Regions from separate parts of the Homo sapiens genome. Here regions 2 and 3 are each linked to region 1. A link is an interaction called in ENCODE POLR2A ChIA-PET data of the cell type or tissue named here. Cell type or tissue: MCF 10A. All regions are shown on one strand.

What was found. ChIA-PET counts read pairs that join two places held together with the same protein. Peaks named below come from ENCODE experiments on the same cell type or tissue, not always from the same donor. Only the 100,000 strongest peaks of a DNase experiment are listed, where the experiment ranks them.
Region 2: POLR2A ChIA-PET joins it to region 1 with 5 read pairs; 2 of 35 experiments call an interaction of 5 or more read pairs at or near these places.
Region 3: POLR2A ChIA-PET joins it to region 1 with 6 read pairs; 2 of 35 experiments call an interaction of 5 or more read pairs at or near these places.

What each region holds. Positions count from the first base shown.
Region 1 is chr15:60,861,956-60,869,955 of GRCh38, reverse strand. The region is part of intron 1 of RORA (RAR related orphan receptor A); the gene reads left to right. It overlaps LOC102724802 (a long non-coding RNA gene), which reads right to left. Exons shown (of 5, transcript XR_001751785.2): 1 at 6,567-8,000; 2 at 5,306-5,446; 3 at 1,706-1,789. Among named protein-coding and RNA genes, the nearest start is that of RORA-AS4, 100 kb to the right of the region's middle. In MCF 10A, no CTCF peak of the experiment used is centred here; a DNase peak (open chromatin) is centred at 4,265.
Region 2 is chr15:60,757,230-60,765,229 of GRCh38, reverse strand. All of the region lies in intron 1 of RORA (RAR related orphan receptor A), which reads left to right. RORA-AS4 (RORA antisense RNA 4) reads right to left here and starts at 1,613. Exons shown (of 3, transcript XR_007064662.1): 1 at 1,149-1,613; 2 at 130-488; 3 at 1-49. In MCF 10A, no CTCF peak of the experiment used is centred here; a DNase peak (open chromatin) is centred at 3,849.
Region 3 is chr15:61,070,330-61,078,329 of GRCh38, reverse strand. All of the region lies in intron 1 of RORA (RAR related orphan receptor A), which reads left to right. The region is part of intron 1 of LOC107984805 (a long non-coding RNA gene); the gene reads left to right. Among named protein-coding and RNA genes, the nearest start is that of RORA, 150 kb to the left of the region's middle. In MCF 10A, no CTCF peak of the experiment used is centred here; no DNase peak of the experiment used is centred here.

The DNA of each region.
Region 1 (8,000 bases):
ACTTCTTCTTGATCTTATTATGAATTCTGAGTGGTGCAATGTATCCTAGTCAAGTTGCCTCCTCTGGGACATAAGTGTGGAGGAAGCAAGAACAGTGATGCACTACCAAGCCAGAGGGAACAAGAGGAGGATGGCAAAACGTGTCAGGGCCAGGGTTCCCCTTAGGGCTAGCATCGCTTATGCACTTTCTTGTCCATTTTATGGTTTTCCAAGGGGAGAGGGAGGAGTGGTCACTTGCTTATGCATTTTTCGATCCTAGAAGTCTGGGACTTGTAAAAGCCATTACTTGAGAGCAGCTGGGGCAAATTTAAACTTTTAACAAATGTTTATAATACCTGTTATGTGACCAGCCACATGCCGGACATTGTGTGCCATCAGACCTGCCCACTGGCAATCTCCTGTTGATAAGAGTCTATTTGGAGAGACTCTATCAACAGGAGATTTCCAATCATGTTTCTAACCAAAGTGTTGGCTGAACTCAGGAGTATTAAGCTGAAACATGCCCTGCATTATTGAGACCACCTTTCCTTCTCCTGTTAGGTGCACCTGGATAATCTATATTGTGGCCTATCCTGGGTGACACCTATAGTCCCAACCTCTGTAATAGATGCCTCTCCTGGGATTTTCATGGAAAAGAAAAATCTGTTTATAAAATCGCGAAATCAGCCTGTGCCCTCTATATCTCTGGGAAAGGTCCTACCTATTAATTCAGCCACATTCCGATGCCTGACAACTCCTTACACAAAGGTCAGTGGGAAAAAATGGTTACCTTGGCTGCACTGAGGACCTGCAATTTTATGGTCATTTCAGCCAAAATATAAGGAACTGATGTGTTCTTTTTTTCTAGATGTGGCCCATTTTCTGAAGGATACCACCATCAAAATACTGTAAAATAATGGGGGGGTGCCTGATGGAGTGATTTGGTCCGAGGTTGATGGTAATAAAACTGGAACATCCATCATGTTTGGCATGGGTTCTGGTCAGCTTCCTTGTTTGAAGTGTACTGTCTGTGCCTAGTGGAAATAATCAGGTTGCCAACCTGTGTTTGGAAAGCTGTGAAGAAAGCAGCTCTTTATGTACAGATAGACAGGAAGGCATGAAGTGCTCTCAGACATTTTCTCAATTTTCCTCTTACTGAGTGTTTTTCCCCCCTGGAAAATGCTTTAATATCCAATTGATAAGGTCCCAAGTGAAATTTACACATGAAAGAAGGGAGAACTTCTAATAAAATGACATTAGAATCCTTTTTTTCTCCCAGACACCCTTATGCCATCTCTGATTGAATGGATTTGAAACCGAAGTACCACGCACTTTGGGGTGGAAGGAAGCCTAAAGGCCACTCCATCCAGTCCTTCATTTGCTGTTTAAATCCCTCTCACAGTAGCCACACAGGCAGGGTTGGTCCAAGACTCTAAGTCTATGATTCTTCTGATGACTGAGGGCTTGCTAGCCCAACAGAACCATCAGGTTTGGAAGTGTACTTAAGCTAATAAAACAGCTTTCAATGCACAAGTCCTCATTAATAATAAAGGCTACTTTTTTCAAATGTGCGTCCCTGTGCTAAGAGCTTGAGAGCTTGACATGTACCAACTTATACTATTCACAGTGACCTCCAAGGGAGATGCTATTACTGCCATTTTCCAGTTAAAGAAACCAAGGCTTAACTAAGTGAGCCAAAGTGCTTATCTAGTTTATTCACAGATACCTCCAGTGACAGGGACCATGCAGTTCTTCTCCAGCCAGCTCTGACTCTCAGAAACTGCTTCTCTATAAGGTGTAATGTGTCTCCCTATAAATCAAGCAGTAGTTATTAACTGCTAAAATTCTGGCACCATGCTAGGCATTTTAGATTTAAACAAATTATGGGTGTTATTTGTATATTTATATATATTTCACCTTATTTTAAGAGCTATTTGGGGAAAATAGAAGGAAACTTCTGATATATAACAATGGCAAAATATAAATAAGATTAGAGAAGCAGGATCAGGGAACGTGTAAGTAAAATTGAAAACTATCATGACCAGATTAAAAATATACTATACATATTATATAGAACAAGAAAGAGTGCATCAATTTATTTCGTATTTCACCTGGACTTCCTGGCAACCAAAATAAAATGGGAGACATTGTCAATTCACAGTTCTTATTAATCAAATGATCATTAAAACGGGGTAGCCATTTTCTTGAAATGAAATTGTGAGAAAACTCTCTCATAGGATCTCATATAGAGAATATCAAGAGATCCTGGTAGCTGTAGCCTCAACAAAATTTCTATAGAGTACATATTAATTATTTAGCACATTGATACACTTAGGCTCTAATGCATCTTTTGTTAGAACCCAAGAGCAGAACATTAAAATAAACTTGGCAAAAAGGGCGATGTAGGTCAAATATATAGCCTATGAACTCCCATCTGTATACCCTAAGAGGAAAGATTCTCTGCTACTGCTCTCAGTACTTCACATATGACACCTGATGTGTGCGTTTCTTTTCCTATAACAATTCAGTTCTGTGGCACACACGAACTGGGTGTTCTACAATTAAACTCAATTCTGACACTATCTACCTGGAAATAGCATCAGATCCCACAGTTAAGGGCTCAGTTGCACAATACTGCCCCCACTTAAGATGTCAATCTACATGTTGTCACCTGTGATTTCTGACCCATCAGCTATAATTTCGAAGTTGCCAGTACCCCTCCTCAGGCTCAGTCACTTACTAGAACAGATCAAAGAACTCAGGACAACAGTTTTCTTACTAAATTACTGGTTTATATTAAAAGATAGATACAAAAAGGTTTATACAAAAAGGCTGAGTGTGGTAGCACTTTGGGAGGTCTAGGCAGGCAGATCACTTGAGCCCAGGAGTTCAAGACCAGCCTGGGAAACATGGCGAAACCCCGTCTCTACTAAAAATACAAAAATTAGCCGGGCATGGTGGCTCACAGCTGTAGTCCCAGCTACCCGGGAGGCTGAGGCATGAGAATCGCTTGAGCCCTGCAGGCAGTGGTTACAGTGAGCCAAGATCGCACCACTGCCCTCCAGCCTGGATGACAGAGCAAGATTCTGACTCGAAACTAGATAGGTAGATAGGTAGGTAGGTAGATAGATAGATAGATAGATAGATAGATAGATAAAGATAAGATACAACTCAGGAACACCCAGATGGAAAAGATGCATAAGACAAGATATAGGGGATGGGCATGCCACCCTCCCAGCACCTCTATGTCTTCAGCAACCTGGAATCTCCCTGAACCCTGTCCTTTTGGGTTTTATGGCAGCTTTGTCATGTAGGCATGATTGGCCACTGGTGACTAATTTAAACTCCAGCCCCTCTCTCCTCCCTAGAGGTCTGGAGAGTGGGGCTGAGAGTCCCAATCACACAGTTTGTTCCTCTGGCAACCAGCCCCCCATGCTTAGGAGCTTCCTAAAGGGCAGTCATTAATATAAACGCAGGTGTAATTGAAAAGGGTATGTTATGAACAATAAAAGATGATGATTTTGCCTTCATTCTCTTATCCCTTCTGAAATTCCAAGGGTTTTAGGAACTCAGTAACAGAAATGGATGAAGACCAAATATATATGTCTTGTTATAAATCACAAAATCACTTGGAACTGGAGGACATTATGTTGAGTGAACTAAGCCAGGTGCAGAAAGACAAATATTTAATATGTGGGAGCTAAAACAAATCTTGAACTCATGCAGATGGAGAGTAGAATAATGGCTACCAGAGGCTGGGAAGAATAGTGGGGAGGTGGATATAAAGAGGAGATGGTTAGTGGGTACAAAAATACAGTTAGATAGAAGGAATAGGATCTAATGTTCATTGGCACAATAGGGGTGACTATAGTTAATAATAATTTATTGTCTATTTCAAAATAACTAAAAGAGGAGAAATGGAATGTTCCTAACACAGAAAAATGGTAAATGCTTGGGGTGATGCATTTTGATCACTATATATTGTATGTTTGTATCAAAATATCACATGTAAAAATATATAAATAAAAGAAGATAAGTTGTCTAGGCCAAAAAATTTTAATATCCCATCTCTCCCCTGAACAAAGGCGTAAAGCATTACCCCTGACACAACGATCTTCATTATAGCTCTCAGCTATTGAGACATATAGACAGGCCTGAGTCCCAAAATATAAATGGTATGAGTGTAGAGAGTAGGAACTCTCTGTGGTTGGGTGAAGCAACCCATTCAATGCAGGCTGGGACTGGAAGGGGCTGTTTCCAGGAAGGGTTGGCCTTCGTACTGAGCTGGACTGAACAAGCATTGAGAAAAGATAGACAAAAGATGAGTCAGGCTGAATGTAACTGATTTGATTTATTCCTTTCACTTAAACTGTGTAATGCCTCAGTTTCATGTGTCTACAGAGGACGCTCACCCTTGGCACCACCTGGAAAGTGTAACAGCAGGGCATTGAGGTTCTGGCCAAGGAGCCATCAGCAATCCCATTACCAATGCTTAAAGTGAGTCTCATAAGGCAGATTTGGCTCCAAGCAAAAACCACAGCTCTATTTTCATAAACTAATTTCACTTGTTTGCCCCAGTTAATATTAATAAGCCCAGGGCTATATGCTTCTACTTACCAGAGCACAAAGATAATAGAATAATAGAGTGTTAGATCTGAAATGGACCTTGGAGATCTTCTAGACCAACTTCTCCATTTGATAGATGAGGAAACAGGTGTGAGGAAGTAAAGAGCCAGGTTTCAGGCAGTGAAATTCACAGACTAGACTGGAACCCAAGTTCTCTGACAGGGAGCCCTGTTCAGGGTTTATCAGGTCTATCAAACATCTTTCTCTTTCTACCTCATCCCTAAGGACTGGAATGTGGTGGAAAGAACGTTGGACCAGGCAATGGGAGAACCAGGATCTAAACATATCTTCATTAATTTTACCTTGAATTTATCTGGCCTCTTATTTCCTCTTCACAGCATCAACTTTCTTGTAAAAGTGGATGCCTACTACTGTTCCCCAAAGGAAGAGGCAAGGTAAAACAAAGTCTCCACAATACTAGCAATACCAAATGTGGAACAAATCCCAGTGGTAGTGTTACTTGGTGCTCTGTGACTTTGGAACCTAAAGCTTCACTAGACCGTTGCAATTACTAAGTGAGTAAATAAAGCACATAGCACAAAGGCCTGGCACTGAGATGCCCACCCTCTTCATGGGGCTCCTGTCTTCTTCCTTCCTGATAGATCATGTGTAAGTTCATATGTATCTATAAGGGACATGAATTATCCAGAATTCCTTATAGTCAGAATGTACAGTGATATAATGTTCCTGAGTTACTTACCCATTTCCACTGGGTAAGTCAGCTTGCAGAACTCATTTCCGTTTCTCTTCAACTAGCCAAACATCCATTTTCACCTACATGGAAACTTCTACTGGCCTTGGGACAAATAAATCACATTTGGAGTGTCCCAGGACAATTTAGCTTTAGAAGAAAGAAAAAAAAAAAACAAGGATGGTAACATGAAAGGACGTTTGCTGTGTTGGGCTGTCACTAAGTCCCCATCGAAACTGTGAAAAATTATGGCCAATAAAATAACATTTTTCAAAATGTGACACTACCCTTAAGTTTATCTTGGGCAATAAATGGGTTTTAAAAAGAATATTTGAGGGCTATCCATTCTTCAAGCACTCAATAACATATCATAAGTTAATTGCATTATTAATTTATAACAGAGTAATTGTTTTGTCTCAACAGTCATTTTCACAAGCTCTGACATTCATTTTCTCTTCCTTTTTAATCATCTCAAAATATTAACACTTAAACCACCCCCACCATGCCACCCCAGTTGTCCGCCTCCTCCTACAAAATATAAAAAATGATTCTGAGGGCTGGGCACAGTGGCTTACGCCTATAATCCCAGCACTTTGGGAGACTGTGGCAGGCGGATCACGAGGTCAGGAGTTCAAGACCAGCCTGGCCAATATGGTGAAATTCCCTCTCTACTAAAAATACAAAAACTAGCTGGGCACAGTGGCACGCACCTGTAGTCTCAGCTTCTTGGGAGGCTGAGGAAGAAGAATTGCTTGAACCTGGGAGGCGGAGGTTGCAGTGAGCTGAGATGGTGCCACTGCACTCCAGCCTGGGCGACAGAGCGAGACTCTGTCTCAAAAAAAAAAAAAAAAAGATTCTGACAGTTGGCATGCATAATCTTCTGGCCACCCTTTTGTGATAATGAAAAGAATAAGAACAAAAGCAGCTAGTATTGACTGAGTTTGAAGCTCTGCGAAACAGTCTACTAAACAGTTTAACTGCATTACTTCATTTAATCTTCCCAACAATCCTGTAAGGTAGATGGCAGTATTATGCCTATTTTACATGTGAGGGAATTAAGGCAGAGAATCATTTTCTAAAGCCAAAACAAAAAACCATCCTCACCATTTATTTGGTGAGGGTTCATGAATACAGCTTTTCGTAGGCCAGATTTGCTTAAATAAGAATGTGTTTGAGTGCTGTTCATTCTATATAACACAAAATATAAATATCATCTTTAATTGTACCCAAGTCTAAGTAGTGAAAGGCAGAGGAAAATTAAGTAAAATACCTATTAAGACCACAAAAACTATGTCTTCGGGAATGAATTTTTTTTAAATGAATGATCCAGTTTGGGTACTGGTGTACATTGTAGTGTTAGAATGACCTTATTATGACATGTACAGGCATTGTGATTGTTTTGTTCCTGAAAGGTCAGAACACTAATGTGCAAGCCCAGGCTCTGTCACTATCTGTGCTGTGTCCAGTAGTTCACTTCATCTTTCTGAATCTCAATTATCTCAACTGTAAAAGATTGGCCCTAATATTCCAGTATTCCTAGAGTTTTTGTTGATAACAGGATAGACCCAAGAAACTGTTTACAAGCTAATCATGAAGATGATAAGGGGAAGACAGCCCATTTTTAATGCCCAAGTTTAGATATAGCAAGACTCAGTCTTGCATTTCAACCTGCCTGAAGGGAGAACCACACAGTTGGACAGCAGAGAGGAAAAGCCCCTATATGAAAGCTTAATAATAACAACAACCAAAAAAGGGCAGTCTTGAAGCATCATGACACTAAAAGCTCATTAAGATCTCTGTCCCAGCTATTACACTCCTAATTGAACAGTTACACAAATAGATGTACAATACAATTGTGACTCTAATTAAGGCTCCGACCTCAGAATCTAGTCAAAGCTTGTACAGTTCTCACTCCCCCTTTAAATAGCTGTTCTGGGCAAGCTCTGGGAAGGGAAGCTGTTCTATTATGACTTCACTGAAATAACATGAAAATTCATACAAGCGCTTCTTTTTCTTTTTTACCCAAAATACACCTCCCACTCTCCATTTCTTTCCTTTAGCTTCTGGGAGTGTGATCCTTTGGTAGGAGCGGATGCAATTTGCCAATCCAGTAGTGTCTGCCATATTGCTTTCAACACTTTTCTACAGTGCCCTCCATCAGTGCCTTGATCCACAAGACTAAGGGTCTGAGATAGTCTGGTCTGATACTCTCATGCTAGGATGCTAGCCTCCCTCTTTACTGGGTAATTGGCTTCCTTGCCTAAATTTTAGTTTTACTTTCTCTTGCCCACTTTTCCTTGTCCATCTATACATCTAAGCTAAGAATTTTAGCACATAAACGGTTCTGAGATTCCCTTAGCTTTTTCCTCTATCCTCTTGTCCTGACCTTTGCAGGCAAGAGGGTACTGTTACCTGTAAGAGGTAACCTTGTGAGAAGGAGTGAAAATCAAGGACTTCCTTTGAATCATGGAGAGTCCACTGAGTTAGAAAAATTCTAAAGGAGGAAAAAGGTGGGTAAAGATTTGTATATAGCAGATGTTCATAAAGTGCCCATTTCCTCTCACCCTGAACTAGTTGCCTTAGATGTGAATGGAAGATGGTATATTCATGGGCAGGAGCCATGATAAAATCTAGAGTGAATATAATTTGAACTTAAAGTTGATCACCTTCGTGAATTATTTTCCTTGCATCCTAAAACTGAGGA
Region 2 (8,000 bases), 100 kb after region 1:
GAAACCAAACTGTTGATTTGAGCCAAAGTCCTTCTCGTTCAAAAATAGCCTGTATCAGGGAAAGAGAGAAGGGGGAATTAGAAATGGGCCCTGGGATCGAGGATATTCCCAATATAAAGACACCCTTACTTCTACTGTAGGCATTTCAGATTCCCACTACTTTGTCATCCATGTTGAAACTGGGCACCAACTTCCCGATTCAATAGCAATGAAGGCAACACATGATGCTGTCCTTTGTGGTAGCTCGCTTCCTTTTGTGGAGGCATACCACCGAGAGGACAGGCTTCTGGTTCCAGGCACAGAAGCCATCTCCAGCTAAATGATGAACCCATTTTTAAAGACGTCGTTTTTATGGTTTCTTAAATGACAAGGCATTTCAAGTACAATGTGGTAAAGGGGCACGATCATAAAGCAATGTGGTTGGCAAGGAAGGTATTTCATTGTGAGCAGGGGCGTCGAAGCCGAGCTTTATCAATGAGTGGAATTTCCTGTAAGTAGAAAGATAAATGAATTAGTAACTCAGAGTAATTTTTTAAAAATACATATCCAGATGAAAGCTCAGATAAGTTTGATCCCTTTTAGCCAATGAAGTATCATCTCTAATTAGGTTTCCATGCAGACAGTGCAGCCTTGGAGTACATTTCTGAATCTAGTTGACCTTTTCAGCTGGAGAAGCCAAATGATTTCCATTCCATGCTCTTTAATTCTGGAGGAATTTCTAATTTGTTGCCAGAGATAAAAAAAAAACTCACTCCAAACATGAAAAAAGTTTTAAATAGTCCAGAGCCCCATTTACAGAATATTAAAATTTTCGAGCTGAGAGAACCCTAAAAGACCATTTTATTCCATTCCTTTATTTTACTGATAGTAAAATTGAGGACCAGAGAAAAATCAAAGACTCGCCCAAGGTCACTCAGGGACTTAGGACCTAGGATTAGAACCCATACCCCCCGCTTCCCACCCCAGCCTCTCTGCTTGGCCAGTCTCTCATTTGCCTGCTAGGCTTTTTTTCATGTGGTCCAGATGTTGCCGCATCAAAGGCCTCTCACTGAACTCCGCCATCAGACCTGCTTTAGGGAAACTTCCATGGGCCAACACCTACCCTCTTGCCTTTCTTAATTTCTTTTGGAAATTCTCTATTCTCTCACCTTATTAATGTTAAAACAAAACGGGTTCTTTTATTGCCACAGGCAGCAGGAAAGTGAAGTTCTTGATGGAGGCAAGTGTCTTCCCTAGTGAGAGCAAGTAAATTAGTTCTGAGGTCCTCTCACTCACTCTAACTGTAATGAGAGACACCAGCCCTTCTTCATTAATGAGATGCCAATCACAAAGGGAGCAGCCTCAGAGAGCCTTTGGGGAGGGGGGCGGCGGGGGAGAGCAGTGATTGGCACTGTACTAAGAAGGGAGGAAGCAGAAAATAAAAGCCTCCGGAGGTGGGAAAACACGTGGATGATCTCAAATCAGAAGGGTAGGTCCAGCGGAAACCCGAGGGGCTCCTGAATGGGCCAGTCAGCGTAGTCTATGGCAAACATCTTTGGGCAGGAGAATTGGGGAGCTACCCCCCTGGCATATTTTCCCACGTATGCTTTCCGAGGCAAGGTTGTGTTCATGCTAAAGTGTGTCCCACATGGGGATCCGTATGATTGGTGACAGTTGGGGCTCCTTAATGACTGGGTTCTCTTGGAAGGCTGGCAGCAGCGAACCTCCTCGCTCCTCTGCCTTAGATCTCGTCAAGAGTTTAACATGCTGTGTAACCTCCTAAACTTTGAAAAGGAAACTTTCTAAAAGAAAGTTAAGGAAAAATAATTTGATGCTTAAGGGAACTTTTTTTCTTGCATGAGATAATTTCCCTGGTAGGAGACACTGTTCTTAAATTTGTCCAAGGACCGGTTAACCCAAGACCATGTTTCCAGGGCGGGGGAAACATCTAAATCATATTTGTTCAACTCCTGCTCTCAAAGTGGCTTGGGAATAGGTTCTGCCCCTGGCAAGATGATGCTTGCTGTCTTTTCCTCTCGGCTACCCAGAATGGCATTTGCAGCATCGCTGAGAACGTTTTGGGAAAATATCTGTGCAGTTTTCCCAACTCAGTTTTCACCATCTGCAGCCTGCCTTTGCTTTGGTAGGTTGGTTAAAAAAAAAAAAAAAAAAAAAAAAAAAAAAATCTGTGCATATTGGAAACAGTACTTTTATTTGTAATTAAATGCCTTTTTCCCTGTTATTTTTTCCCTGAAAACATTTTTGTTTATGAATATGGGTCTATATGAAGGTTAAAAGACTTTCAGCACTCAAAACAACTTAATAAAATGTCTGAGCACACAATTAGGCGTGCTATGTCCTTCAAGAATCAGGTAGCGGAAGTTCTAATTGGCAAAGCAGCATCTTGAATGTCATTTTCTAAACCCATTAGACCATGTCTAACAGAGAAAGAGGAGAAGCAGCAGCAGTTTACGAAATACCAATAGTCCCCCTTGCAGACATAATTTTAGGGTAGCGGTTAGATGATATTGAACTTGTAAGAAAATGTAGCTACAAAGCCACAGTAGCTTCAAGTAAAATGACATTTCTTTAGATCATGTGTAGGCTCACCTTGTAATAGTAGGAGTAAATATGTGTATAAGCAACCTGGAGATGCTCCTTTATTCCCTGTGTGTGTGGTGTGTGTGTGCGTGGGTGTGTGTGTGTGTACTGTGTGTGTTTCATGCACTTCTTTAAAGGCACACAGTTGGCTGTAATATGTCCTCCTTTCTCTGAATTCTGGTGACCTTTCACCATAGATGGGGCAAGGCCCAGGCCTCTGGTTTGATAGAAATACAGCACATCTGTCTTCAGTTATTCACATCTGATACCATAACCTTCGTGTCTGGCTGCTTTGGGTCTACCACCATTAAAATTTAAATTAAGAACCAGAAGTTTTTAATAAATTCAAGCCAGAGTTGAGCCTCCCAGAGATGTTATCTTGCCTGGAATCCCCTCGTTTTAGTTTAATAGTACTTTTGGAAAATCTGACAAGACTCACCTAGAAATTCCATTCTTTGTTGAAGACCAAAAAGGAAGAATCACCATGGAAAATAAAGATTCATAAAGCCAGCTGCATTTTATTCTAGATGCTTCTTTTTCTGCTAGAAACCTGTTTTTCAAAAACTTGGTTGACAAAGTCTCATTTGTATATTTTTCCCCTTATGTTTTAGACACCTGGGTTTTTAAAGATAAAATTCTTGCAGATGTTTTGGATTAGTCTGTTTTCAAAAGTGCTCAAGAACTTGATTTCCAAGGACTAGACTTTTTTTTTTTCATTACCAACTACTGTAGTTTGCAAAGAGGGAGAAACTTAGCTTGCAATTGGCCTGAATTCAATAGAATCACACACCCTCCTGGTTTTAAGGAACATTTGAAACTGAACCGTGCATAAGTGTGCCACCTGACTGAGCTTTCTAAACAAATATTTGTCATCTTTGTCAGACCAAAATTCTCATATAGTGTTTTGAATTTAATTAGAGGCATACCTAAATGGTTAGGGGAGAAGGACAGGACAGAAGTCTACCCCCAGAAATGGCTCATAGGAAAATGAGACAACTTCAGTTTTACTTACTCAGGCACACCATAGGAGAGGTACTTCTCCAAGCTGGTAAGTGAGCCATTTTTGCAAAAATAGAAGCAACATTCTGGGCAAGAGCTTGAAAGTAGAAAAGGCCTGGGATAAAACATAATTTTTTAAAAAAACATATCATAAAAGAGAGTTGCCCAGCTCTTTCTTAACTTGTGAACTAGCTGTTCTACACATTTACCATAAGATAATTGATGTTTGTAATGCTGCCCCTAAGGCACTACAGGATCCTAAAGTGCCTTCTGAATCATCAAAGAATGATTCATTGCGTTCTGGGTGGTTTTCTTGTTGAGTGTATTTTATTGTATACGAATCCCTTTGAAAATTGATAATACATCTGTGATGGGTACCAGAGGTTTGCAATCAAGAGCACACAGCCACAACTGGTGAGTGGGAAGTGTCTTTGGTGTACAGGCTGGGTGGCACCCCCACGTCCTCCATCCTGCTGCTTCGAAGAGGCAATGTCGCCCATGGAATCTGCAGAAGTTGGTCTCTGTGAAGGTTTCATTCAACTCCTCCCTCTCCTCCCTTTCCTGCTCATCTTGCTAGTAGGAGCCCACGTGTGAACAGCAATTTCATATTCCCACCCCTCCCTGTGCCCAAAAGGAGAAGGGCCAGAAACTTAGGGTGGCACTAATTAGGCAGCGTCATACAAAAACTCTGATATTTGACCACTTTTTATCTACAAAAGCAACAATCTCATATGACCAGTCACAGTGGTTACAAATATCAGGCACCTGTATGTGTGTCTGTGTGTGTGTGTGTGTGTGTCTGTCTGCATGTATAGACATGCATCGTCATTCAATTACCCAGAAGACTTGATTAACAAGAATACCAAAGCTCCACTGGATCACACGACTTGCTGCCCCCTGATTTGTTAAACAAATAACTTTTTCCTTCTTTGCTGTTCCTTAGCTGATAACCAGGAATGGAACCCTAGCATTTTCACAGCACTGCTATGCATTAGGTGAAAATGGCCTTCCTATTTCTTGGTATGCTCTGTTTATATTTTAATGCTGTTTACAGATGAAATATTCCATAAATATTCATACGGTGCCTGTACAAAGGAAAGGATCCAAAGAGCTCTTTATTAACAAGCTCCCTTATGTCAGGGTAACTATGGGAGAAAGGGCTTTAATCCATCCTCCCAAAGTTCTCACAAAAAGACTGAACTATCCTCTTTACACATAATATTGGGGTGATCTGGGATTTACCAGCTAAATTCATAGCTAAAAGTGTCAGCTAATGAATTATTCCAAGTAAATTAACAGACTAAGGGAATCCTTTCTTCGGTCCCATACCAATGCTCCCTTCGTTAGCAAATACGCTTCATGTGGAAGAGAGATCAACTAGGTGCCAGAGAATGTTTAGCCCACATTCATCCTCTGCACAGTTCCTCCACCCCAACGATCAATTGACATTTCTTAGAAGAGCATTTTATTCTTCCAAAGGAAGGCTCAGAAACATTGAAAAAAAAAAATATTTTAAAGCTCAGAGAGCTTCTAATGAAGTAAATTAAAACCTTTTAAAAAAACACACATACAAATTGAACTTTTTATAAAATATTCAGGGGCTTCAAATTTAAAACTATTAAAAAAAGCCCACATATACTTCAAGGTTATGCTTTTAAAAAATTTAAAATACTGAGTTGAATGACTGACAAGTTCAAAATACTCTCAGACTAATCTTTGTACCAAAGAAATTAAATCTAACAAAGTACTTTTTATCTCCTCAATGGGGGAAAATAGGATAGCAAATCATATTTCCCCCTCCTATCTTTGTATCAAAGATGGTTAAATATTTCTTTCCATTCCATCATATCTTCCCAACTGGCAAGATAATACTTGGGAAAAGAGTAGGTAGAAGGGAAAATGAAACTGGCAGCTCCTGAGATCCACAGGGCATCATTTGGCACGCACTTCTTTGAGGCCCACCCAAAAGTGGTTAATCAGAGAGTAGGGACGATGTCAGATTACATTAGAGGCAGATTTCTCTATGTGTATGGGCAAATCTGAGACGGCCAGTCTTTCAGGTCTGGAGCTGTGGTTGCACGCAAAATGTGATCCTAAAAATGAAATGCCAGTATTTAATCCTTCCAACTACTCAGCTTCCTCATTATTCTCTTGTGGGAATTGTGGTTGCTACTGACTCAAAGTTGCCCCCCGTTTGATGATGTATTCATTGCTAGAGTTGGCCCCCATGTCCCCCTCAACCTGGATTCCAGTTGAGGATCCTATAGTGAGAATTCAATTAATCTCAAGATAAAATCCAGCAACAAGAACTTTTAAGCCTTGAAATGCACAAAGCTATGTATGTATTTATGTGTGTTGTGTTGTCCACCCTCAAACATAGTCCAGGCTGGCCTCTGTAAGGCAGGACTCTTCAGTGTGTTCTCTCAGGCTCTCCTTGGGGAATATTTCTTAGCAGAGTGCATTTTTGTTACATGAGGCCATAGATGCATGTGGCTACTGAATCAACCATTTTGACGTCAGTTAGTTCTTTCCAGTTGTCCTAATGACTATTCATTCAGCATTTGATTGGATTAGAATAGGTTGATGCAGTTCAACTGAATCAAGGTGTAGCAAGGAGAAAACCCACTGGATTGTAAATCTGAAGAACGGTTTGAGCCTCAGCTCAGGTGCTAACTTGCTATGTGGCATTCAGATCTCTGGATCACTCTGGACTTCAGTTTCTTTGTCTGTAAAATGGTAACTGTCTGGCCTCTCTTATCAATCTTTCAGAATTCTTAATTCAGATTAAATGATCTGGTGGGTGTGAAAGCTTTTGAATCCATCTGAGTTATCAGCTGGAACTTTATAGAGTTAGTTGGCACAGTGCTTCAGGAGATAATTTGAGGATGACTTTGCAGGGAATTTCTATGCCAATCAGAAAGTATTCTTTTCTTATGTACCGATGGCAGGGAAAAAATGAGAGAGACCATTATATCAGTTGGACTCACTTGATCATCACCACTTTAAAAATGAGCAAAAACTAGTTGAGAGAGTCGTGGCAAATCCTTGGCATTAGCTGTTACCATGGAGGTGAAGAGGAAAATTCCCACTCCCCAACTGTATTTGAAAACAGAGAGGTCTCCAGCCTTGGAACAAGTTGTGGCAAATGGACAGGATGTCCTAGAATGACATCCTAGGTGTAAATAAATCACCGGAACTGATGGCAGCCACCCAAGAGTTTTGAAGGAACTCAAGGGTGAAATTGTGGAACTATTGGCCAAAACGTGTAACTTGTTACAAATGGGTACTGTGCTCGAGACCTGGCAAATTGCCACCACAACTCTGAAAGAAGAGAAGCACAAATAGGTGAGCCTCCCTTTTATACCTAGCAAGCTGGTAGAGACTATCTGAGTGGGTCGTGTCACTGAATACATGCTTATTGTAGCATGGAGAATTACTGAGCATTCACCCTGTGCCAGGCATTGTGCTGGATGGTAGAGGTGAACAAATGAAAGTGTCCAGAAGGCTGTTTGACAAAGGGGTCTGAAAATTCCAGTGCTGCAAACATAGATTTGGGAAGTCATTGACATATAGGTCAAAGAAAGCAAATAGCCTTCACCTAGAGGTGCCGGTCCCATTGATTGGAAGATCCTGTCTTGGATCACCATGCACACTAGACTATCCTGAAAAGAGAGCAGAGATCTGCTAGCAATGTCTGCATTGCTGGGCTGTACCGTGCTCTGTGTTTGCCATCTCCATGTGGGTGAATGTTGGAATTCTGAGGGTGACGGGTGGCTGTGATAACCCAGTGAGAGTGTGAAAAGGAAGGAGGGAAGAGGTTAAAAGGCAGACTCCTGCACAAAGCAAGCATTTGGGGGTCGGGAGAGAGGGAAGAAACCAGCAAGGGAGGCTGAAAGGGTTCATCATTTACTTGTCTGTTCCTTTATTCAACAAGTAAGCATGGGCACTTTCTATGTGCCAGGCACTATTTTACACCCTGGAGTCACATCCAGGGATGTGCTCTGTTTTTGGGACAAGGAAAGTGTCAGATAGTAATAAATACTCAGAATCAGAAGACGGATTGTTTGGGCACTGTAGCATGGTTGGTCAGCTCTTACAGGAGCTGAAACCTGTATGGCAGGACTTAGCCAGTGATACAAAGAATTGTGAGAAGAACATTCTAGGCAGAAGAACAGCTAGTGCAAAGGCCCTGAGACAGAGAAAATGGCAGAAAAATACTCTTTGCAGAAGTTTGACTGTGTAAGGTGGCAGCTTGAGGGGAAGACAGGACTGGGAAGGAGTTTTCCTGAACCTGTGTATAGCTGGTTGGCTGGCTGTGTAGAATAGAGAGACCTGATAATGTTTATGGATTTGAGGAAAAGAAGAAAGTAGAAAAGGAAAGACTGATGATGCAAGGGAGAGAAAAGATGATCAACAGTGCT
Region 3 (8,000 bases), 210 kb before region 1:
GAGCCAGGTGTGGTGGCACGTGCCTGTAATCTCAGCTACTCAGGAAGCTGAGGCAGGAGAATCACTTGAACCTGAGAGGCAGAGGTTGCAGTGAACCGAGATTGCACCACTGCACTGCAGCCTGGGGAGAGCGAGACTCCGTCTTAAAATAAAAATTGTTTTTAATTTAAAAATAAAGCCTTTAGTGTGGACTTGGCACATAGTAAGTATTAATAGATGTTAATTACTACCAGCTACTTTTTTCTTATTATCCAGTGGTTACTTCACTAAGAAGTAGGTATCAGGCTTTTTCCAGTACAAGAGTGCTTGCTCTCTTCACCGAGGTTTGTTTTGCAAGCAAGGTTACAGTTCAGTGTCATTGAGGATGTAACATAGCCACTATGCGGAGAACAGAAGACAAAAGTGGTGGGCCTTCACCCTACTCTCTGCTGGTACAGAAGAAGTAGAATATTCAGGCAAGAGGGCAGGCCTGCATGTGAGGGTACAGAAATGGAAGCGCTACCTTTGTAAGGTAGTTGAAAAAACATCTAAGGGAAGAAGAGATGCTTCTGGATGGAGTGAGATGGGAGACTTATAAAGAATTATGGGCATTAGTTTTTATTTTAGGGACCTAACAGCACAGAGAAATAAAAAGGCACATTTTTCAAAAGGAGGCTTTCCTTGGAAAGCCTGCATCTTTCTTAGGTAAACATGGAGAGAAGTGTTTACAAACAGCTTGTAGTTGGCAGTAGGCTTCTCAGTTGCAGGCATCTGTTTTCTGTTCCCTGTAGCCAGTGCCACCTAGACAGAGGGTCATGGCTTTGGATGGAAGGGCAGTATGGGCAAAACAGTTTCTGCCTTTCACGTTCATAACCCTATCTAGGTACCCATAGTCGAGAATGAAGGAAACGCTTCAAGTTTCTGAAGATGTAATCATTTATCTGGACGTGTCTTTCAAGGTAAATGGCAAATGACTGAATCCACAATTCTTCAGTTCCCCTAAACATGTCTTCTTCATTAGGAGCCTGAATCCGGTAGGGCACCCGTAATGTGCTGTCCTTCTAAAATCATTTGTTTGTTCTCTCTCCTTATCTTTCTCCCCTCACTACCCTTTCCTTGCCCCCACCACACCCCCTGTATTAATATATTCCCCCTTGATCACACCTGGTATCATCTACGATTAAATATTACTTTAACAGCTGACAATATCTCAAGCCGTGCTTTAAGGAGGTATCATTCTACTTAACAGCGTCCTGTGCCTGCTGATCCCACTGCAGTGTTTTCTCCGTTTAAGGCATTACCGCAACAAAATCGGTTTTAGTGTTTCCCTTGCTTCTCCATGCTGAATTACAGTCACAGTCAACGGCCCACTTGTGTGTAGTTCAAGAAGCAATTAAGGGCTTTTTTTTTTTTTACTTTGAACAAGCAAGGGAGAGGGGGTAGAGTGAAAAATGATCATTATTCTGATGATTCCTCTGCTTAGCTGAACAGTTCACAGTTCTTTGATACCAAGAGTCACCCACATTTAAACCCATTTCTGTAACTGCCTGCTGCAGCCATGCCTGCTGTCAGATCCGGTTGATGGCAGTTCAAGGACTCACATGCCATTAGGTTGGAGCAGCCCAATCTGGCTTTAGAATTGTGATTAAATACAGTTGTAACATCTGCACAGTGATCCACGGCATGATGATGGTATCACTGAAAATTAAAAAGTGCAAACTTTGGAGACTTCCCAGGGAATTTTGCAGTTTCTATTGTAAGCCTTTTGTTTTATTCAGTGGGATTTCTTATAATCTGAATATGGTAGTCTTATCTTTCTATGCATGTCTACATGAATTAAGTCTATCTTTAGCTTGCACGTTCCTGGAAGGCAGGGACTTTAACTTTTACCACTGGGTCCAAAACAGAGCTGATGATAGAAGTTGTTGAAACGTTTTTTTTTTTTGAGATGATCAAGAGATGCCCTCCTTAATGTTTGCTCAATAAGTATCTCTGCTCTGTGTGGAGCAATAAGTGAGATCCTGGGAAGAGACAAGTCACTTTATGTTGGTGGATCGCCGAGTGTGGTCCCTGAACCAGCAGCGTCAGCATCACCTGGGAATGTGTTAGAAATGCATATTCTTTGGCCCTACCCTCGGCAACTCTGGGGGTCAGGCCCTGCGACCTCTGCTTTAACACACCTTCCCTGGCACATCTGACGCATGCTCCTGTCAGAGAATCACGGGTCTGCATCCCTGCAGGTCCTTGAACCCCTCCACAGACATTTTTCCTGCAAAGAGGAGAGAGATGACCTAGGGTAGAAGCAGGGCTAGAGGGCGGGGACTAAGCTTTGAGGAAGTGAAGGCTGGCTTTGAGACAGCCTCCCAGCTGCCTCAGCAGGGTAACAATGTGGCAGCTTCTCTCCTTTGGATGCTTTAGGGCTGCCTGGCAGCTCCAGGAGCCAAGTAATTCCACAAGCCCGTATGGGGAGGGTGTGATATGGGACAGTTCTTGCCTTGAGGGGAATGACTGCTTGCTTCTCCACTGCGTGTGTGTGTTGAAGCAGGGAAGGGCACTAATTCTTGCTCAAAATCTAAGCAGCTGTGGTATAACGCGAGGAGGTTTAGACATGGAAGACTTGGGTCAAGGCACAGCTCTGCTCTAGTAGCTTTGAGACTCTGGGAAAATCCATTAACCTCATTAGACTCAGATGGACCTGAGTTTTCTCATCTCAAAAACTGAGATAATTATACCTGCCCTGTCTCTTTCATAGGATGTTCTGCTCAGTTGAGATAGGGGTTGGGATGGGATTTTGCTCAACCCAAACCCTTACTTCTCCACTCAAACAGATTCCTGACTGAAGGTGCCCTACCAATGAGAAGCACAGACTAATGGGGGGAGCAAAGTTCTTTACTGATTAATTAAGCTGATGGATCTGCACAGACGCACACCCACTGCAGGCCTTCCCTAGGAAGGCATGGTCGAACACAAGGCTGAGTCATGGCAACTCCCTTCAAGGTGACCTTGGAGAGCAGGGATGCCCTTTTGCCTGTTGCTTGAGGACATTGAAGTCTGATGGAGAGAGCCTCCTCCCTCCAGATTCCTAAAGCTCCCGGACTTTCTCAATTCATGGTGCTTTTGTGTCTGGGAACTTTTTCACAGTGCCCCTGTAACAAGAGAAATACCTACTAGCTCCATTTGTTAGTAGTTTCAAATAATAGTAGTAGTCCATGCTGAATCTGAACGTGCCGCTGTTACTCTCTGGAAACTTTTTTTTTTTTTTTTGAGATAGAGTCTCACTCTGTCACCCAGGCTGGAGTGCAGTGCCACGATCCCTGCTCACTGCAAGCTCCGCCTCCCGGGTTCAAGTGATTCTCATGCCTCAGCCTCCCGAGTAGCTGGTATTACAGGTGTGCACCACCACACCTGGCTAATTTTTGTATTTTTAGTAGAGACGGGATTTCATCATGTTGGCCAGGCTGGACTCAAACTCGTGACCCCAAGTGATACACCTGCCTCAGCCTCCCAAATTGCTGGGATTACAGGTGCTAGCCACCACACCCGACTTCTCCAAGGAAACTTTAAAACATCCCATGGCTTTCCTGTGAGTTAGTTGCAGTCCACAGTTTGGCCTGTACCTCACCTGAAGCAAAAGATGGGAGCTAGAACATTGAGAAATATTCCCAGGAGTCTACCACCCTCATGAACTTTCCCTTGGAATAGTCCAGTAGAATAATGATTTTTTAAAAATTATTCCTATAAGAAGGAAGGATAAGCATTGACAGATATGACTTATTCCCTTACCAGCATTTCAAAGTCAGAATCAATTTCAAGCCAACTCTAAACCCATTTGTAGATATACTGCCTGTGGCTTAGTTAAGAAGAAATGGTTTCTTTCTGAAGTAACAGAATAATTGCCATATCCAGTATCTATGTCTGTGTCTGTATCACTGAGTGGATTGTTGGCTACTGCGGGGCAGGGTCTGGGACAGAGTAGGTGCTTGTATGTTTTTAAATTATATAACTCCTTTATGGATGACTTATGGGTTCTCAAATGGCTTCTCTAATGGGCACCAGTCTTATTTTCCTTTGATCTTGTTCTTTTAGGCTTGCAAAGGGTAACGTAAATATATCCAGCACTGCAGCTAAGGCTTCATATACAGGGACAGGCTTATCCTCTCAAGCGTTCACAAGGGGAAGTGAGATCAAAGTGTGTTGGCATGATGGTGGGGGGCCTGGAGGAGCTTTTTTGCTCTTCATGATAATAGCAAGCACACCCTGTGGATTTGTATCTAACCCCCATTCTGTAGTTGACATTGTTCTTGAGTAGAAAACCACTGAAGCCCACCAGTGGTTCTGAGCCACCCCACATTTTATCATTAAGCTCAGTTATGAGTGGTAAGATGAAGGAAATAGTATCTTATGTTCATTAAAATGGACTGCTTGTTATTCCAGAAAATTAATGTATCTGAAGCCAGGGCATGCCTTTTGAAATTTAGCAATTGATTCAGCGATGCTTGGCATTTAGGGTGCCAAAACATTGTGGAGAAATTGAGTAACTCCAGAAAACCCCAACATCTTTTTTTCTTTTAAAGTAGATCTAACATGGATTGCCTGCCTCTCATCTAAAGATGGACGAAGCATAATTACATTGATGTAGGAAGTAGCTTGGGAAGGCAAGATATGCATTCCTATTTAATGGTTACCTTACTTTAAGTCGGGTACGTGATTCATTGAGATGCGAATTTGAATTCTGAGGTTTTCTCAACTCTGCACAAGTCTATTTCCCTGTATTCCCTAAGCCCATATCACTGAAACTCCCTTAGGTGGAGGCAAGTCACAGCCCTACAGTAAAAACAGTGGCACTATTGCTAGGCAGTTCATGCCATTTGCGAATTTGAACCCCGATGACAGGGCTGTGAAGAAATGTGCCTAGATAAGCTTCACTGCCCATTCCAACCCTGAATGAGTGCAAGCTTTTGAGATGTGTGCTACTAAGGATCCCACATGGTGGATTGAGTGTTTTGGTTTTAAATAAAACAGGAGCGGAGTTTTAAATAAAACAGGAGTGGTAAGGAAGCTTGTTGTGACAAATGGTATACCTGCGCCCTGCCCTCTACCTTGCCTCACAATCTAACAAAAGCCTTTGGCTTACGAATCTCAAGGAACTGCTCAGAGGAGCCGTTTACAGCACAGAAGCAAGAGAAGAGAGACCATGTCCGGCCCTTGGCCAGTTGTACTTCAGTGCAGACATGCACTGTCTGCTCTTTCTCAGCTTCTTTTCTACAGAGAGTTAAGAAAAGATGCAATTGATGGTGGCGAAAAGTGGACAGGAAACCCTCCGTTTTCAAAGTCTTCTTTTGGTGCAAAACTACCTTAGGTCTACCCAAACATAAATTCCTGGAATTCACTTTTCCTGGAACTCCATTGGAATGCAAACACTGATTTTGAACACCTAACATGCTTCCAACACTTTTATTATGGGCCATGCCCTGTTCTGAGCACTGTACATGGGCTTTACTCATTTAATCCTTAAAACAATATTTCAAACAATGAGGCAGTCCTAATACTGCATTCCTTGGGTTCTTCTTAGGGTCATATGGTAGCCTCAGATATATGTCTTGACCCCCATTAGTTCACAAAAATATTTTTTCTGGGAGTAGGGCTGTGTTTTATAAAATAAGAATGGTTTATAATAAAATAAAAACAGTGTAGCTCACAGCAGCTTTTTGTCATTCAAAATGTATAGAAAAAAAGACACCAACTTATACAAAACTTCATTTGGGTTCTTTTAAAGTTTTGTTGTTGCTGTTGTTGTTAAATGGTAGGCCTTTTGAGATAGATTTATTGGAAAGTCATATGGGTGTAGTTCTTGGGACAGATGATTTCTCCATTCAGCATTTAGAGTTATAACTTCTGCACTCTAGTGATTCTTGAAGTAGTTTGGAATATGGAAATGTGAATAGTTTTACCTCCATCACTCTGGATATTATCCCATGTTCTAAAATCATTACATAAAAATATAAACTCACTATTGTCCTTGTAGGCTTATCATGTACTTATGGGCTCATCAATGCCAATGTCCATTGAGGGAACTGAGAAGAGGGGGCATATACAGGTAATGATGTCTTCTCATAAAAAGAAAAAAAAAAGGAAATGTTTTGGCTTTTCTTTAGTAACATATAATTTGTAATGTTCTTTGCCTCATTCACAATCCTGTCCGTGTATAAACAGTAATTTGCTCTTGTAAACACATACTGTAGTTAGAGTTCTATTGGGAGCAATTGGTGTTCTTTATCTGTGACATCATGAGCATTTAAAAAACAATAATTATAAATATCCTCCAGGGTGAAAAAATAGTAAAAAGAATCAGAGGATCTGTCTAGAGACTTTAGTGGTTGTTTCTTACTGTCCTGTCTTTGAGTATCCTCCCTCTACCCCATCTCTACTCATTCACTATACCCTGTCCCACCCAACACATCCTTCAAAACTCAGTAGGGAGGGTACCTATTGCAAATCTCCAGGAATGTTATTACTATTTGGAGAACAGTATTTAGTAACACTTTGTCTTTACATCTAAAATAATTTGTTGCTTTTGGTAACCTTCATCTCAGTTCTGAAATCCAAAGAATAAGCCTGTTCCTTTGTATGGCTCAGTGAATTGTGGGTCCTCTCTTCCCCTCCCCTCTCCCCCCTCTCCCCTCCCCACCCCTCCCCACCCCTCCCCTCTCCCCTCCCCTCTCCCCTCCTCTCCCCTCCCCACCCCTCCCCTCCCCTCCCCACCCCTCCCCTCTCCCCTCCCTACCCCTCCCCTTTCCCCTCCCCTTCCATCCCCACCGCTTCCCCCTCCCCTCCCTTCCCCTCTCTCCTCCCTTCCCCTCTCTCCTCCCCTCTCCCTTCTTATCCCCACCTCTTCCCTCCCCTCTCTCCTCCCCTCTCCCTTCTTATCCCCTCTCCTCCCCTCCCCTCCCCTCCCTTCCCCTCCCCTCCCCTCCCTTCCCCTCCCCTCTCCTCCCCTCCCCTCCCCTCCATTCCCTTCCCCTCCCCTCTCCTCCCTTCCCTTCCCCTCCCCTCTCCTCCCTTCCCTTCCCCTCCCCTCCCTTCCCCTCCCCTCCCCTCCATTCCCTTCCCCTCCCCTCCCTTCCCTTCCCCTCCCCTTTTTCAAATCCAAGGATGTACCAGTGAAGTCAAGGTTTGTGTTTCTCTGAATGCTTTGACTTAGAAACAACCTCATATTGGTAATATTGGTTAGTGCTACATATGCATAAGCATGCAGAAGAAAAAGGATAAGTGTATCAAAGACATACTTCAATTCATAAAACTTGCAATTACACTATGGCTTTTCAGCAGAGGAGTCCGTTAGATTACTAATGGGGTATTTACAGAGGAGAGAGCAAAAGTAGAATGTAATCTGAATATGTAAACCGCTTATGTTCTTAAAGTCCAATTTATACCCAGTTTTTTGTAACTTGGAATGCATCTCCAGGTAGAAGCTATATTTTGCATGCTTTTGGGCTCCCCTGCTAGCTTATGAAAACCTGTGTCAAGCATAATGTAGTAAATATGGTTTTTGAAAAGAGTATGAAATGTTATCAGATAGCCTTCAGTTTGAGTACAAACTCCAACACCTACTAGTTAGATGGCCCTGGGCAGGTCACTAAACCTTTTGGAGCTTCAGTTTACCCATCTACAAAATTCAGCATGTGCAAACATTTTGTAAGCTAACATTGCTTTTTTGGGTACAACCCAGTGTTTGAGATAGAATAGACATTCAATAAATGTTTGCTGAATGAATGAGCAGATGAATAAGCATGTATTTTATTTCCGTGGAAAAAATCTGTCCAAAGGATCAGATGCCTACAACTTCTGCATCCTCACAGTGGTGAGTTTAGGCCAGGGTCTACAGAAATTGAGACTTCTTAAGGAGATGTTCGTGGCTGCTTATATGGTGTTGGGGTCTCTTCTACCATACCTGGTGGTGGATTTCTAGCTGCAGTAGCTTCAGAGTCAAGGCCAAGGCATTTGCCATGAGTGAGTCATCT